Regions from separate parts of the Homo sapiens genome. Here region 2 is linked to region 1. Evidence: chromatin loops called from intact Hi-C (ENCODE). Cell type or tissue: GM12878. All regions are shown on one strand. Links, peaks and the distances in the headings refer to the core of each region. The heading gives the core; the rest is flanking DNA. Region 1 overlaps PLXNC1 (plexin C1). Region 2 overlaps PLXNC1 (plexin C1).

Evidence for each region. Hi-C counts contacts between places; a loop is a spot of excess contacts. Peaks named below come from ENCODE experiments on the same cell type or tissue, not always from the same donor. Only the 100,000 strongest peaks of a DNase experiment are listed, where the experiment ranks them.
Region 2: a loop joins it to region 1, with 4 times the contacts of the local background. A loop is called at or near these places in 1 of 110 quality-filtered maps.

Annotation. Positions count from the first base shown.
Region 1 is chr12:94,304,728-94,313,363 of GRCh38, reverse strand. PLXNC1 (plexin C1) reads right to left here. Exons shown (of 31, transcript NM_005761.3): 31 at 5,689-8,183. The coding sequence ends at 8,079. CEP83 (centrosomal protein 83) reads left to right here. Exons shown (of 17, transcript NM_016122.3): 15 at 347-450; 16 at 3,257-3,446; 17 at 4,447-5,666. The coding sequence ends at 4,551. Among named protein-coding and RNA genes, the nearest start is that of PLXNC1-AS1, 130 kb to the right of the region's middle. RefSeq lists a silencer at 7,437-7,536 and an enhancer at 8,151-8,636. In GM12878, for the core only: no CTCF peak of the experiment used is centred there; DNase peaks (open chromatin) are centred at 3,803, 4,353 and 7,623; H3K27ac peaks cover 1,707 bases.
Region 2 is chr12:94,222,978-94,231,613 of GRCh38, reverse strand. PLXNC1 (plexin C1) reads right to left here. Exons shown (of 31, transcript NM_005761.3): 7 at 7,299-7,386; 8 at 4,907-5,009; 9 at 4,379-4,465. Among named protein-coding and RNA genes, the nearest start is that of PLXNC1-AS1, 51 kb to the right of the region's middle. RefSeq lists an enhancer at 757-1,036. In GM12878, for the core only: no CTCF peak of the experiment used is centred there; DNase peaks (open chromatin) are centred at 853, 2,978 and 4,343; H3K27ac peaks cover 2,198 bases.

The DNA of each region.
Region 1 (8,636 bases), core at 118-8,117:
TTCTGGAACAATGGAGAGCTCATTATTTCTTACCAGATGTACAGGCAGACTCAGTAGTAAAATTTGACTCCTTCCCTTTGTAGATTTTTTTTTTGCAGCAATTATTGATAACAGTTTTTTTGTTTGGCATTCATAATTAATTGTCACATTGAGAATATTAGATAGATTTGTGGTTTATTATCTTTGCAATTTTCAGTAAGAGCCATGTCTACTAACCTTTGTTTCTAGTATTCACTGAAAACATTCATATCTAAACACAGTTTTTGGTGAGTAAAATATTTTCTATATAGTTTTGTTCAAATAAGAGATTATGTATTAACATACTTGTTCATATTTCTCTTTTTAGAGAAAATCTCTTCATGAAAACAAATTGAAAAGACTACAAGAGAAAGTAGAAGTCTTGGAGGCAAAGAAAGAAGAATTGGAAACAGAAAATCAGGTCTTAAATAGGTAATGTGTTTGTATGTGTATCTTCCCCATGTGGTTATTTTGATGTCATAGAACTTTGTCTCTAAGTATAACGTACCTTCTTTTCTTTTAAAATATACATTTTAAAGATTTCTAAAACAGCTTGATAACTCCTAATGTACTATCCTTTTTTTACCCCCTAACTGAATGTTTCTTTAAACCAAAAGGTCTCTGTCACATACCAGGTGTTTGCCTTATGATTGGGACTAACAGAAAATGTCACTGGCTTTGGTAGCAAGGAGTGGTGTTAGTTGTTGCTGCTGTACAAGACAGTTGTAGCTATTGCATAGTTCTGAAAATTGTGCCTACAACTTTGAATCAAAGGTCAGTTTTGGTTTCCTGGTGTGGAGATTTTATTGAGCTGTAGTTTCGGGTTTTGCAGTCACATTCAAGCACATCTGATAATCAGGATCATCAGCATTTTTAAAGCAGAGATTTGTCATATTAAGTTGTTGGTAGTGGCATTATATGACACATTTGATTCAAGTTAAGAAAAATCTTTTTAATTTAGTGAATTAGTGGTAGCCTTCAGCGCCTTGGCTATTCAAGTATAGATTTTTCTGTAATGGAAACTGCCTATAATATCATGCAGTGACGTTTTATGATGTGCACTGGTGTTCTTGGGTGCAATTATTACCAACAGGTGAACAATTGTTTTTTAAAGAACATTCTAGAAGTTTCTAGACTGTAGAATTAGTGCCAGCCTTACAATACTCTATTCCAAAGTAGGAGGCCGCCTTTAGTTTATTAATTTGGTAGTAATTTGTAAATTACAAACATGCTTGTAATTTTGAATTTTGTTTCAATTCTTTTTTTTTTTAAACATGGGGTCTTCGTCTATGGTTCAGGGTGGAGTGCAGTGGCACGATCATAGCTAACTGTAGCCTCGAACCCCTAGGCTTAATCTATTCTCCTGCCTCAGCCTCCCAAAGCACTGGGATTACAAGCATGAGCCACCATTCCTGGCTCAGTCCTTCTAAAACAGAATTCAACTTACTTCCTCTTCCATAAACATTAATATTGAAATGTTAGCAATTCAAGATTGGCCAGTTGTGGTGCAGATCATCTAGAATTTTGAGTGATTTTGAAATTATATTTGATTACTGGATGTCGTGTCCAAAAAGATGATGATCTGTGAAGGCCTGGAAAGTTAGCCTTTTTCTCCATGTCATTTTTTCCTAAAGTTGTGTAGCTTCACCTTTGTGATTACCTTTTATAATAGGAAAAACCAGTGTTTTTCCTATTCTCACACAGTCAACACAACATTTCTGACACCAGATGTTTGGGGTTTTTTCCTATACATGGAGTAATCAGTTTTCCAGTGGACACGAGCTAGGTGTCCTGTAATTCAGGTCTGATCCTGTCTACCTGGATTTAGCATCAGATCCCACAGGTAGAGGGCTCAGTCCCACAAGACTGCCCCCCACTTCAGAATGCAGCCATAAGCCCCAAGTTGTAACCCGTGCTTCTGACTGGCTAAAAATGGCCATAAATTGGGGTTCCCATGACCTGCTCATCATGTTCAGTTAATTTGCTAGAGCAGCTTACAGAACTCAGGGAAACTTATGTTAACCAGCTTACTAGAAAGGATATTACAAAATATATAGATGAGCAGTCAGATGAAAGAGATACATAGGAAAAGTTATGAGGAAGGGGGTGTGGAGTTTCCATGCCCTCTCTGGGCATGCCTCCCTGCAGACACCTGCACATGTTCAGCAACCCAGAAGCTCTCTGACCCCATGCTTTTGGGTTTTTATGGAGGCTTCATTACATAGGCATGATTGATTACATCATTGGCCATTGGTGATCAACTCAACCTTTAGTCCTTTACCTTCCCAGATGTCATGGGGTGGGGTTGGAGAGTGGGGCTGAAAGTTCCAACCCTCTAATCATGCCTCAGTCTTTCTGGTGACCTGCCCCATCCTGAAGCTATTCAGGGGCCCCCAGCCACCAGTTATCTTATTAATATACAAAAGATACTCTTATCACTTCAGAGTTTCCCAGAGTTTTAGGAGCTGTGTGCCAGGAACCAAGGGCAAAGACCAAATATATATTTCTTACTAAAATATTACACTGACATTTTGAAAATTAGATTGAACTATGAAAATCTCTATATTTGACCATATTTCACCTATTTAAAAATGGCAATTTTGTAAGCTTCAATCCAGCATTTTCTTTACACTTGACCCTTGACAACATGGGCTTGAACTGCATGGGTCTACTTATATACAGATTTTTATTCGGGCAAACATGGATAGAAAATATAGTATTCACAGGATGTGAAACCCACCAGTTCAGAGAACCAACTTTTCCATTATGAGGGTTCTGCAGGGCTGACTGCAGGACTTGTATGCACAGGCTTTGATATATGAGGGATGTCCTGGAACTAATCCCATGTGTATACTGAGGGATGAACTGTATTTTTATTTGATTCTTTCTGTAAGATAAGGCACTCTTTTGGTTTAGAGTCTCCCTTTAGTTTCAGGATTCATGAATGGGGGTGAGTAGGAGGGTAGGAGTGAGTACCAAAGTATCAAAAGATTTTAGATCTTTAATTAGCAAATAAAACTTTATAATGAGTTGATAGTCTGCAATGCTAATGATTGCTAATGATTAAGATGTTATGTCATGTTTCTGTTTATCTTTCTAGGTAAACAGATTTTTTATCTATATATTATATATAGATCTCATAATTTAGAAATTCCAGTTTAAAATTATATTCTGTGAATCATACTGTGCTTCAATAGGGTATAACCATGTTAAAGAAACATTTCTTTTTCTTTTTAAGACAAAATGTTCCTTTTGAAGACTATACAAGGCTTCAAAAAAGACTAAAAGATATACAGAGAAGACATAATGAATTTCGAAGTCTAATTTTGGTTCCTAACATGCCTCCAACAGCATCTATCAATCCTGTTAGCTTTCAGTCATCAGCCATGGTTCCAAGCATGGAACTACCATTTCCTCCTCATATGCAGGTATGAGCATTTATTTTAGGGGGAAAAAAAAAGTCGTACATTTTTGTAGGTTTTTATGTTTAAATATGGTGATAAAACTCAAATTATAACTTTGGTCAGTGCTCAAAATTCACCACAAAAATGGCATAAACATTTAAAACTACTTTTAACTTCTTCCCTTTCATTTAGCATAGAAATTTGCTGAATTCAGTTTGAATCATGATCCTTTAGTGTTGGTGCTGAGAGTGAAATCTCTTACTGGACGATAGAAAAGAGGAAACTTGATTGAGTCATTGAGTAACCTAGAGTTTGTAGCTTATTCATAATGTTAATAGTAATTACTACTGAGAATTTACTAACGCAGTGAACTGTGCATGTTCCGTGCAATGTCTAATACTAACGAAAAATGCTTTGAGGGCAGATATTACTATTCCTAATTCATAGATAAGGAAACTGATTCAGAGTGAAGTGACTTGCATAAGGTCATAGCTAATAAGTGACAAAGTTTCAAACCTAAACCTGTTGAATCCAAAACCCGGGCTCTTTCTATTGTATCAAGCCCCTGAGGTATTGAAGGAATCAGATTGATTCTTTTTCAGAAGATGGGAGTATTAATAAGTAATTATGTTTTATAACATAAGCACAGAAGATTTTAATCACTGAATTGAATCTCAGGCCAAGTGCTTTGTTTATAATAAACTGCTGTTAAACACCAGTGTTGTTGGAAAGTTACCATGTAAGTATACCTGGGCCCTGCATTAGTATTTTCTAATTCACTCCCTGGTGAATTTTATACCTAGAGAAGAACAGACTACGGGTTTTGCTTAAGGCTAGAGCCTGAGGCAGGAGAGAAGCAAAACTAGATGGTAGTTTAGCCCATGCTACTGTTTTTAGACTGCTACAGTGGTCAGCATTTCCTTGCCAGATGTTATAGGCATATATAAAAGAGGCAGTCCAAGGTTGCTACCTAACAGTTTTTCTAATAGTTTCTTTTGCTATGCTTTCTCTACATCATTTTAAGGAGGAACAACATCAAAGGGAACTCTCTCTACTTCGCAAAAGACTAGAAGAACTGGAAACAACACAAAGAAAACAACTAGAGGAACTTGGATCTTCCGGAGAATGATGTTCTTGGAGAACAGGCAGATCAAAAGAGGTGAAGTTGGTGACTCAGTAAAACTTGACATTTTAACCTGTGGCATTTAGATACTTTTTACTGTTTGCCAAAACACTTGAATGTGCCTCAAGAAAAGGTACCTACTACATGCTGTATTGTATGACTGTCAGGATTTTAAGATTATACAAGTGAAGCATTAAAAGAGAAATTCTCAGAGATATTTAGAATATTTGACAATGGTTTGAGAATGTAAAACAAAAAGGAACTAGTTAGAGTCAAGTTTTAAAATTTTTACTTTGTTGAATTTTTTTTTTTGGCATTTTGAGTGAAATATAACTATCATTAATTCTCTCTTCATCTTTGAGATGCTTGGCCATAACAGGGTCCATACACATCTTCTGGTTTACTATATACAAAAACTGTAGTTGAAAAAAGATGACAATTTAAAAGTCAGCCTAAAGAATGTAAAGGTATCTATATACAAAAGGCTACCTTTTCTAAAATCTGTGTGCACATAATTAAAGAGCTTAATTTTTTTTTAATCGTGTGTTTAATTTTACATCAACCATATAGCATATATTTAGCAATATGACAGTCTACTGATTTTGGCTTTGTTAGAATAGAGAATAAGTGCAAATAATTAAATCCTATGGCTGTATTAACAAGGGGGCCATTGATTATAAAACTTGAACTCAGGTCCTTTTATAAACATTGTTGGTATTTAACTTTACTTCCCATTACTGTGGATCTAACCAAATAATTATGTGTTTTGTGTCCCTAAGTATGCTCTCATTTTTTTTGGTCTACACCCATTGGAAGCCTTTTTAATGTGACATCTTTTAGAGGAATTCTGCTGGAATAATTTCATGTTAACGAGGCTAAAGCTCAAGTCTCCCAAATTAAGTGGAATGTTCATTATCCCAAGGTGTTCATAGTCAAAAGTCCCAGTTGATAGTGAAGAAGGCCAGGACTGTAATTGAGCAGTCCTTAGCACCATTTAGCAAACTAGGTTTACTTACTACATAATATAGCTGCTTATTCACAGCATATACAGTGACACCTTATCTCTGAAAAATAATTTCCACGGAGCCACTTAGAATAAAAAAACTATTATAACTAGAAAATTGAAAAAAAAAAAAGACAGTCCACAGTTACATCAAAATGTTTATTTTTTGGATATAGACATTTAAAACATTCATCTCCAAGAACAGCTTCAATCAGGTATACAATAAGAAATAGACTTTAAATCCTAATACAGAAAAGGTAACAGAATTTTTTTGAATGCTGCTGTAGACACTAGTGTTAGAAAAAAAAGTTTATAAATGGTTTTGCACCAAAAAAATATGCAAAGAAACTTGAAAATAGAAATTGTTTGCCATTTGTTGCTCTGGTTGCTGTTTAATATAGACCCAGTGACTGATTGTCTTCAGCACACATCTAATTTGGCCATTTACTGCATTTGGCTAATGTGATCCAAAATGTGATCTAGATAGTGCTTTTCACTGGAGGATTGACAAACACGCTACATACATTAGTGAATCTTCATACCACCTCAGTGAGGTAGCTTAGAAATATTATACAGAAATTGAGGCACAAAGAGGTAAGTGACTTGCCCAAAGTTCCCAACAGCACAGTCCCTGGAAGAGGAGGTAACTCTCCACACAGGACTCATGTGCCAGAAAGCTGGACAGGGACACCCTCATGTAGCATTTAGTAAATACTTAGATAAAGCTGTAGCTGATCCTTTGAGTTTTCAGTACCCTAAAGTAGTAGGGGAAGTCTTTTGGGCAACTCTCCTACCCTTGGCTCTCAACTTTCCTACTGTTGTTCTCTTATGAACTCCTTCACCTCTTTGAAGACTGTAGCAGCCTTCAATGGGGACCAGACCTCTCACCTTTATTCTGATCTGTCATCTATTTGGTAGTTTTGTTTGTTTGAGGTGTGTCCGTTGGACAGACAATGGTCAAAAGCAACAGGATTGGGAAGGTGCCTATCAGGGTAGTAACTGCTTATTTTCTCTGATCAGTTTGTTGAGGTGTCACCTCTCTCATGCTTTTCCAGATAATACAGAAGCAAAAAGGAATTGCCTTTAAGACAAATTCATATTTAAATCCTAATGCTCCATACAGTGTTGGTAAATGATTTCAAGGAATATGTGATCAATGTTATTTGACTTGAAAAAATTTTCTTTCCTAGATGGGGGATTTGGAGCACCAAGGGTAAAAGGTGCCTGCCACAAGAAAAGCTCAAGAGTTGCCAATTATGCTGTTTACTTCTTCTGGTTTAATAGAAGGAAAACACAGTGGTATTAAAACTGGTCATGAGCAGCAAAAATTCAGGAATTAAAAAATCAGCACTAAAAAGACTACAGTATAACTGGATAGAGAATTCTTTAAAAAGAAAGGCATGAATAAAATGGGTATTTTAAATTCTTTCTCCTGCGAGGAATACTTTCAAAAAGTACATAGTAAGACTAAGATACCAAGTTGTATACTAATATTTTTCAGGCCTTGGGCCTCAAATATATATATTTATATATAATACTCCAGTGTGAACAGCAATTCGATAAAATGTAAAATGTATCTTTTTTTTTTTAAATCACACACAAGTATTCATAACCACAGGGTTCACCAGAAATCTAAAGCAAGGAGACACTCACTCATATAGAAATGGAGTTACTCTTCCACAGATCGTTCTGATCAAAGGTTTTGGAACAGAAATGAATTAATGATTTTTTTGTATAATATCCAACATGTCCACTATCAAATACATTTAGTATGAAAAAACAGATGAAGAAAAGGAACATACATTAGGACAAAGTATCTGGTTAAAATGCTGTTCATTTAAATAAAGCCCACTCTCCTTACTTTAGAGCTCCTTGGTGAAATGGAGGTGAGTTTGATGGAGTGCAGTTGATGACCACTGAAAAACACGAGCCCTTTCAACAATGTTGCAACACTGTTAGTTTTTGGTTTAAACACACACACACACTCACAAATGCTAAGTGTACACTACCAAATTCTGCGGTCAGCTTTTCCAAGAACTACTGGGGAAAGTTTCAATGCTGCAAATCCTCGAGGTTGCCCTAACACCCCCACCTTGTTTCCAAATGACTCATTTCACATTTTGTTTTGAGCACTGGCAGTATCCCTTTACAATGCAGAGGTGCAGTGTAGCACAAGTGCTACATAGCTGTAGTTTTCAAACAAAACCACTTATATCATTGTGCTTAAGTGGAGACTGTAGTTACAATACTGACATTCGCTTACTGGCCTTGTATTCTCTGTAAACAAGGAGGCTGTTTGCAACAACCACTTCAACTCTATTTACAGAAGGGTTCCCACGGTATACACACAGGCACAAGGGTTGGTATGCTTTCTAAAAGCTGTGCATGTGCCTTGGTCTCTTAAAAAGACAGTGCCCAAAGTGGAACCTATGTGCAAACAACAAATTAACGACACAGAGTAGCTCAAGCAGCCATTTTGCTCCCAAGTCGTCTGAAGAACTTTGCCAGATTAAGCCAGGCCCCAGAGTGCTTACATCCACTTGCATTTCTTCTTTTCATCAAATAAGACTTTTACATGCAAGAGTTGTTTCTGAGCTTCTTCCAGCCCTCGTTCTCTTTCTAGTTTATTTAGAATCTGTTGACAATTAGAACAGTTATTTTAGATATTGTGGTTTTAGCGTTACAATTCTGTTTTTTGCATACCTGATGCTGTGAGTGGTAAAATCTGTATGAAACAGATGCCAACATTTTCTTCCATCATTTACATACTCACTTTGCAAGTTGTTTTGCTAAGTCCTTATCACAGGATCAACAATACCTTGGCTTAAAATAGAAGCTCGCAAGAAATACCAACTATTTGCTTACAAATATGGGGCCAGGCTTCCTAGGCCCTGCTTTATGCATTATGTCACAGCCATTCCAAGCACAGCAAGCATTCCTGGGCAGCCAACATGCAGGCAAGTATTTCTCCTTAAATGCAGCAGGCAGGGACATCCTGGTCAGAGACAGATCCTTCCCTTCCCTCCCATCTGGGCAGTGTAGTCCCTCCTCGTGCTTCCCTTCTCTCCCCTGACCCCTGGAACGAGGG
Region 2 (8,636 bases), core at 373-8,372, 82 kb after region 1:
ATACAGGAGTAGGTCTTGGGGTCATGAAACAGTGTGAGGGCTACTGGCCTAGTAGGGACTGAACCAGGACCCTACCTCATAAGTACCAGATCCTTGGATTAGCAAACTCATACACTAAAAAAATAAAATAAGATACCTTGAATGGCATTCCATTGCCACTGAAGAATAAAGCGAGCACTCACAGGACTGGTATGTGAGGCCCTATATATGCAGGCTCCAGGGTCATTTCAACCTTGTGTCTCATAATTTCCTGCATCCTCTGTGCCTACTTAGGGTTTCCTCTAGCGTGTGTCCTGGAATCTTCTGGCTCCTACCCCTACACTGTGCATATGCTGGTTCCTCTGCTTCAAATACCCGCATTCATGTGTCTGGATGCTTCTCGTCCTCAAAGGTGGGCTGAAATGCCATCTCCAGCAATCAATCCATCCATCAATCAAAGACTTAACCAACCACACTGATTAAGTGTTTTCAACTTCAAGGCACTGGGTTTAAGCAAACAGGAAGGACTAAGACAAAGCCCCGGGCACAGAGAGGCTCTCTGTGTACTTTCTTGTACCTTCATATTAATATTTTTAAAATCTTGTATTTTTACTCATGTACTCATGGATAAGATTCTTGAGACTGATGGCCAGAGATGTGCCTGATTCATCTGAATCCTCCTCATGGAATCTGTGGAGGTCGGTATACTTGCATCTAATAGGTGTGCAATAAATGCCTCTAGAAAGAATCAACTCAAGTTCAGGATCCTAGACGCCTAGGACAGTACCTGCTCCATTCCTAGTGCCTAGCACACAGGAAGTACTCAGTACATATGTGGTGTGGGCAGATGCATTGAAGCAAAGCTGTGAGTGACTTCTCTGGTAGAAACAGAATCACAAAGACATTGGGTGCTTTGTTCAAGGCCAACATGAAGGCCCAAAGTGGAAACCAGAATGTTACACATTCCACCTGATAATGAAAGACAGCAGTGTTTGACAGAGCACGAGAAATCCCTCCTGTGACAAATAACACTCCATTCCCTATCAAACAAAAGAGAGATTCTGCTCTGAGTCACATATTTAAAGAAAACATGTCAGTATCAACAAAATGTCTTTCTCCACACTTAGAGGGGTAATCCACAGAGAAGCACTAAAAACAGATCTGGGCTTTTGTTTATTTTCAGCCTTCTTCTTCTCTTGTGGTGACCCCAGTCCTTTTAACCACACAGTTCAAAGGGTGCAGAGAGATACACTGCAGGAAACCAGGAGGTAGTGACTTTATGATATTTATCTTTAAAATTAAAGAAGTTTAAAAAGCCGCTGCCTGGACCACGACTCAGCGATAAAAAGGAATGAATTATTGATACATAAAAGAACTTGGAAGAATTTCCAGAGAATTATGTTGAGTTAAAAGAGCCAGTCCCCCAAAGGGTACATCTGGATGATTCCGTTTATATAAAATTATTGAAATGATAAAATTATAGAAATGGAGCTGAGGTCAGTGGTTGCCAGGCATCAGAGATGGAGAATGGGAGGGAGGAGGGAAATGGATGCGACTGTGAAAGGGCAACCTGGGGAGCCTTGTGATGATAGAGCTGTTCTGTGTCTTGACTGCTGTCAACGTCAATATCCTGACTGTGATGTTTTGCTATAGTTTTGCAGGATAGTACTATTGAAGGAAACTGGGTAAAAGATATTAAGTATTATTGTCTCACAAGTACATGTGAATCTACAATTATCTCAAAATTAAAAGTTTATTATTTTCTAAAACAATCTTGAAAAAGAAGAACAAAGTTGAAGAATTCACATTTCCTGATTTCAAAATTTACTTTACAAAGCTACAGTAATCAAACAGTGCGTTACTGCCATAAAGACAGGCATAGACCAATAGAATAGAAAAGAACACCCAGAAATACACTCTCACAAATATGGTGAAATGATTTTCAACGAGGGTGCCAAGACCATTCAATGGGGGAAAGGACATTTTTTTCAACAAATGATGTTGGGAAAACTGGATATCCACATGCAAAAGAATGAAGTTAGACCCATTTCTTATGCCATATATAAAAATGAACTGAGAATGAATCAGAGGCCAAAATATAAGTGCTACAGACCTTTACAAATAAATGCAGAAAGAAAGTTTCATGACATTGAATTTGGCAATGATTTATTGGATCTGACACCAAAAGCATGGGCAATAAAAGAAAAAATAAATGAACTGGACTTCATCAAAATTAAAAACTCTGTGTATTACAGGACACAGTCAACGGAATGAAAAGGAAACCTATGGAATGGTAGAAAATATTTGCAAATGATATATCTGATAGGGGGTTGATACCCAGAATACATAAAGAACTCCTACAACTCAACAACAACAAAAATAACCCAATTTTAAAAATGGGCAAAGGACTTGATTAGACATTTCTCCAGAGAAGATATACAAATGGCCAGCAAGCATACACAAAGATGCTCAACATCATTAATCATCAAGGAAATGCAAATCAAAACCACAATGAGATACCACCTGACCCATATTAGGATGGCTACTATCAAACAAAATCGAAAATAACAAGTATTGGTGAGGATGGGGTGAAACTGGAACCCTTGTGCACTGTTGGTGGGAATGCAAAATGGTATCGTTGCTATGGAAAACGGTACAATGGTTCTTCAAAAAACCAAAAAGAGAATTACAATACAATCCAGTAATTCTGCTTCTGGGCATATACCGAAAAGAACTGAGAGCAGGGTCTCGAAGAAATAGCAGCACACCCACGTTCCTAGTAGCATTATTCATCATAGCTAAAATGTGGAAGCGACCCAAGCGTTAATCCATGGATGAATGGATAAACAAAATATGGTATATACATACACTGGAATATTAGTCAACCTTAGAAAAGAAGGGAATTCTGACCCATGCGACCACACAGATGAACCTTGAGGACATCATGCTAAGTGAAAGACGCCAGCACAAATAGACAAATTCAATTACATGAGGTACCTAGAGTAGTCAAATTCATAGAGACAAAAAATTAGAATGGCGGTTTCCAAGGGCTGGGGGGAAGGAGAGATGAAGAGTTATTATTTAACGAGCATAGAGTTTCAGTTTTGCAAGATGAAAAGAGTTCTGGAGATAGGTTGTGCAATGATGTGAATGTACTTACCTCAACTAACTGTACACTTAAAAGCAATAAAAATGGTAAATTTTGTTTGTGTATTTTATCAAAACGAAAAAACAAACAAACAAACCCTGGAACAACAACAAAGTTTAATTAAAAAGAAAAAGCCACAAAGCCACTGTCTTCCTGATCCAAGTCCTTGTCGCTGTGTCTTAGTTTTCCAAACCAATGGGATGAGAAAAGGAGCCCATTACTTAACAAGACCTCAGAGACTGCTAAAGTCTGGAGATACCTGAGCATCAAGCTTTTCTAATGCCTTTAATTAACTTCATATCCATTTGATTCATATTCCCTCTGCCTGGTTGTTAATTCACCTGAAGTTACTATAAACTTTTCAGTAATGATTCAAAATATGCTACTTATTTACCTTTGCACTTGACCTTAGGTAAGCAGCAAGTGGAGAAGTCAAAACCACAGATTAGAGAAATGGAAAATGGAGCCCTTTTCTCCCCAGAGCTGTCATTTTTAATTTGTCTATTTCTGCTAGACTCCAAGGTTAGCGAGGGCAGGACTTATCCTCTTTTTGTGTTTTACCACATATAGATGCTCAATGAACTTTTGTTGACTGAGTGAAGTTGTAAGCACAGCCACATGTGTTCCGCCCAGAAATGTTTACGTTGACATGTCCCCTCTTTTCAAACATGACTGACGTGGGGGCTTATGTAATTTACTATGAAGAAAATAACGGGCATTTCCAAGGAAAGTTCATGGATTAATAACTGCTTGTGAGAAGGCGAGAGAAATACACATTCTATAACAATTCTGGTTTAGCAGTGTTCACTACTGGTTAGACGTCCCTACAAAGTTGAAAAAAAACAACGGAATCGAGGTTAGTTTGCACACTTTGCACAGACCCCCATCCACACACATAACCCCCAGAAACGCAATTATATAAAGTGCAAGTTGAAATCCCTCAGATGGAATGCTAAACTTCCTTCCAGCTCTTCACCAGTGAGCCGCAAAGTCACCTTTACAATTTTATTTCGACCAGAGCAACATCATTTTTCATAATTACAGAGTTTTAATTTATTTTATGTGAGTGTCCAGCCATTGATGTATTGCGCTAATTAAGTGAAACTTGGTTAAAAAACCAAAGACACAAAAGGGAATTTTGGTAGAAAGTAAAATAGAGAATTTTTTTAAGGAACCCAAAGTAGTATGAGTTGTGGTCATGGTCATTCAAAGACAGGTTTTCCCCTCAACCACACAAAAATAGGGTCTGACCTGTAAAGCCTGGTTGGTTCTGTTCCCCTTGTTCTCCTTGGGTCTTCCTCCTCCTGATGTCTTCTCGACAGCCACTGGACACTGTTCCTGGAATGGAGAACATCCCTTCAACATCCAGATGGGTGGTAAATTCAAAGTGTGCAACAAACATAAAAGAGAAGGTAGGACCAGGCAGTCACAAACATTTATTTTTGGTTAAACCTTTTTTTTTTGAGACGGAGTCTCACTCTGTCACCCAGGCTGGGAGTGCAGTGGCGCGATCTCGGCTCACTGCAACCTCCGCCTCCCGGGTTCAAGTGATTCTCCTGCCTCAGCCTCCCGAGTAGCTGGGATTACAGGCATGCGCCACCACACCCCACTAACTTTGTATTTTTAGTAGAGGCAGGGTTTTGCCATGTTGGTCAGGCTGGTCTCGAACTCCTGACCTCAATTGATCCACCCGCCTCGACCTCCCAAAATGCTGGGATTGCAGGCGTGAGCCACCATGCCCGGCGGTTAAGACTTACAATACCAAAAATGTCACTTTACCTGGTTTCTCTCATAATCAGAAGGGTCGCAAGCTGTGAAGGGGTGGATACACCTTCTTGCACTTTTACACCACGCGCAGCCAGTTTCTACGCATGCTGGGCATCTAGCAACACAGAAAACTGACTTAATTCCTGCGTTTTAGGACAATGTTCACATCCTAGAATTTCCCTCTGTGATGTGGCATGCAAGCATTTAAAAGAAGGCAAAAAAAAAAAAAAATCCCTGGACAGACATTCCTGTGAGGCTTTGTGCCCTGCTCTTGGAAGCCCTCAGGTTGATGGGCCGGAATGGCACCTGCAGGGGTGTTGCCATGGAAACCTGAAGCTGGGTCACCTGCTGGTCTGTAGATAATAGGAACCCAATGAATCTGTTTCTGAATCCAGTTCTGCTATTTGTCTACCCTCAGGTAAGTCCCTCTGGAGATGGATCTCTCTCTCTCCCCGCCTCTACCCACTCTGCCTTCCAAAATCAGGAAGCCCTCACTCACTCCAGCAGTCACACTGCCAACTGCCTGGAAGATGTGAGACAGAAAGTGTTAGCTGGCAAGCAGAGGCAACGAGGTGCCTGTGTTTGCTTTATAATCAAATTAAGGAAGAATTGTGTTTCTACTAATCAAATCACCTATCATGATTGGGTAAACTGTGGAGGACTTGAAAAGCACTTATGAGAAGGAATGTTAAAAAGGGAAATCAGGGTTGATCTGGAAACAGGGCCAAGGGAGGCCAGAGGAAGCCTTAGCTCTAGCAAGGGGTGCTAGCACAGGGCCGGGGGACCCAGTTTGTTTTATACCTTCTCCAAGAAATGAGGAAACATTCTGAGATTCTGATCTACAGAAACTGCAGTTTCCGTGGAAGGAGAGGACACACTGGCTTTTGCGTGGATCCGGCCACCTAAGTGAGCTAGACACGGGTTTGTGATTTGCTCGCTTCTTCTACCCCCAGGGTGTGATTACTGTACTAAGTGCTTTCCTAACAGGAAGCAGTTACCTATGGAAAGGGCGCTCACCCTCCCTGGGGGACCTAGGTCTGAGGTCTGGTTCTTAATTACCAAGTTGTGGGACCTGGGGCTAGTCGGTTCCTTTCATCTGGCCTTAAAGTGGGCATCGGGGGAGCTACGTTCTTTCAACTGTCTTTGAGCTATATAATTCTATTTAATTCACACCCTTTTTTCCTATTTTCATGAACTTCTGAGGCTTTCTGTAGCAATTTTTGTATTTTTTTCTCCTTAAATCCATTCTGTTTCTTAGCAATAATTGAACTGGGCCTTGTGTCATCTTTTTCAAAGTGCCTCAGTGGAAGAGATGAGGCCCAGGGGCTCCTGTTCTAATCATTCAAGAGCAGCCTCCTAGCTCAGCTTCAAGTTCAAATTCATTTTCCCCATAGAAACCATGGTTCCCAGGCCAGGACAAAAGAAACTCCCATTTGGTGCTCACATAACTGGTCAATCAAACTATGCAGTGATCTACAGCACTGCTACTCATGCAGCCTCCCAAGGTGCCCTGCAGGCCTCCATCCCAACTTCCAATTGGCAAGTCAGGCATCTGAGAAACATATTTCCTCTGTCCTCTTGCTGCTTTAGAAGCAAGGAGTGAGGTTTGGCACTAACTCAGGGGCCTATGTAGCTCAAAGAGGCCAAAGATGGTGAAAAGGGGGGCAGCAGGAACATGTTCTTTTGGTGAAAGGGACTTCACCTTGTCCTTCTCAAGTAAGACTTTTTACCCCTACACTCAAGGCTTCTCGTTCCGCCCAAATTCCCGAAGCCATTCCAATCAGAAGAGAACCTAGCAGCGCTCCTTCTTTTTGTTGAGACAATCTCACTCTGTCACTCAGACTGGAATGCGGGGCGCCATCCCGGCTCACTGCAACCTCCATCTCCTAGGCTCAGGTGATCCTCCCACCTCAGCCTCCCAAGTAGCTGGGACTACAGGCACATACCACCATGCTTGGCTAACTTTTGTGTTTTTTTGTAGCGATGGCGTCTCACTATATTGCCCAGGCTGGTCTCAAACTCTCCTGGGCTCAAGCGATCTGCCCACCTCAGCCTCCTAAAGTGCTGGGATTCCAGATGTGAGCCACCACACCTGGCTTGTCCCTTCTTCTTTACTTACTTCAAGGCTGCCTCTCGGTCCTGGGAAGACATATTTCCCTGTGGGTATGAACACTTAAGCACAGGGGATTTCTCTCCCTCGCAGCGCCAGCTTACTAGTCAGGGCTAGAATGTGCGAGCGGAGCTTATTAGCTCGGTGGCTCTCCTATCTCCCATTACACCATGCTTCAAAAGGCATTTTGGAAAGTTCTGTCTCACAAAAGAGTTCTTTAGGAAATCGAGGAGTCAAACAAATAAGTAAATTAAGATCAACGAGAGAATATTCAAATTTCAAATAAAATCTTACTCTTTTAATGATGAGCAGTTGGTAAAGTTGAATCTGTCTGATAAATTCCAAGAACCGAAGGAGAACATCACGTTGACAACTGAAACATCTGGAGGGAAGGGGGGAAAATGTCATTTACGGTGGAGTCCTGCTATAGTCAAGCATAGCTGTAAATGCAAAAAAAGATAAATATTTTTGCTTCCTCTGCATAGTGGGCAGGAGCGTGCCAGCTGTTTGCTAACATTTCAATCAGTATGTGGTTCCTTCCCCATAGGCCATTCGCATCAGGCAGCCGAAGTGCACAGCTCAAGCCTCCAAACAGACTGAACCCACCTCGAGTTCCAAGCCTCCCATGAATAATCACTAGGAAGAAGCCATTTTACAGCTCATTTACATCTCATACTCTCCTAGGGATCACTATCTCAGCTTTTAATTGGCCAAGGCATAAGAACAAAACAAGTCACCGAGCAAGAAGTGCCTAGAACATGAAAACCGGAGCATTAGAAATCCTGCACCTTCAGAAAAATCCACGCTGCAAATATTTACCTAACATACTCTAAAGTGTAGTTTCCATGGGCTGGGTTCCACGATCTTCTTGGGGTCAACTGTCACCAAATCTGTGATAAAGGTTTTCTTATTTGCCTTTGAAAACCTACTCATTGGTTAGAAAACCCCAAAAGAACAAAATAACAAGGATTTCAAAACTACTAAATCAGCATTAGAGAAATGTAGTATTTCCTGTATCTCTTTAAACATATATGCTCTATCCAAGGTAGTGATTCCCAAACCCAGTTCTCTATCAGAATCACCTGAGAAATTTACAAAGCTATAGATCCCAGGGCCATGCCCCTAAATATTCTGATTTAGCAAGCCTGGGGTGGACCCAGGAACCTGTGGTTGCATTGCTCCCCATGGAACAATTGTATAGAGCCCAGGTTTGGGGCCACAACACAGAATAGCACCTTTCAAATCCCCTTCTGTCCACGGACCAGTGCTAATAACAAGGTATTAATATCTTTTTCCTTTGGTGAATTAATAGGAATAGGAGGTGGTACTATTTATTTGTTTGTTTATTTATTTATTTTAGTTGAGACGGGGTTTCACCATGTTGGCTAGGCTGGTCTTGAACTCCTGACCTCAAGTGATCTGCCCGCCTCAGCCTCCCAAAGTGCTGGGATTACAGGCGTGTGCCACCATGCCTGGCCGAGAGGGTGCTTTTTAAATCTAAGTCTTGACAAAATAAGAAGCTGGCTTGACTCCGTTGGCAACCCTAATTTTCTCATTGAAATTTTATTAGTGTGTGGTTCCCAAAGTCTAAAAACCCTTACTTTAAGGTCCTTCTCCACAGCAATAACACTC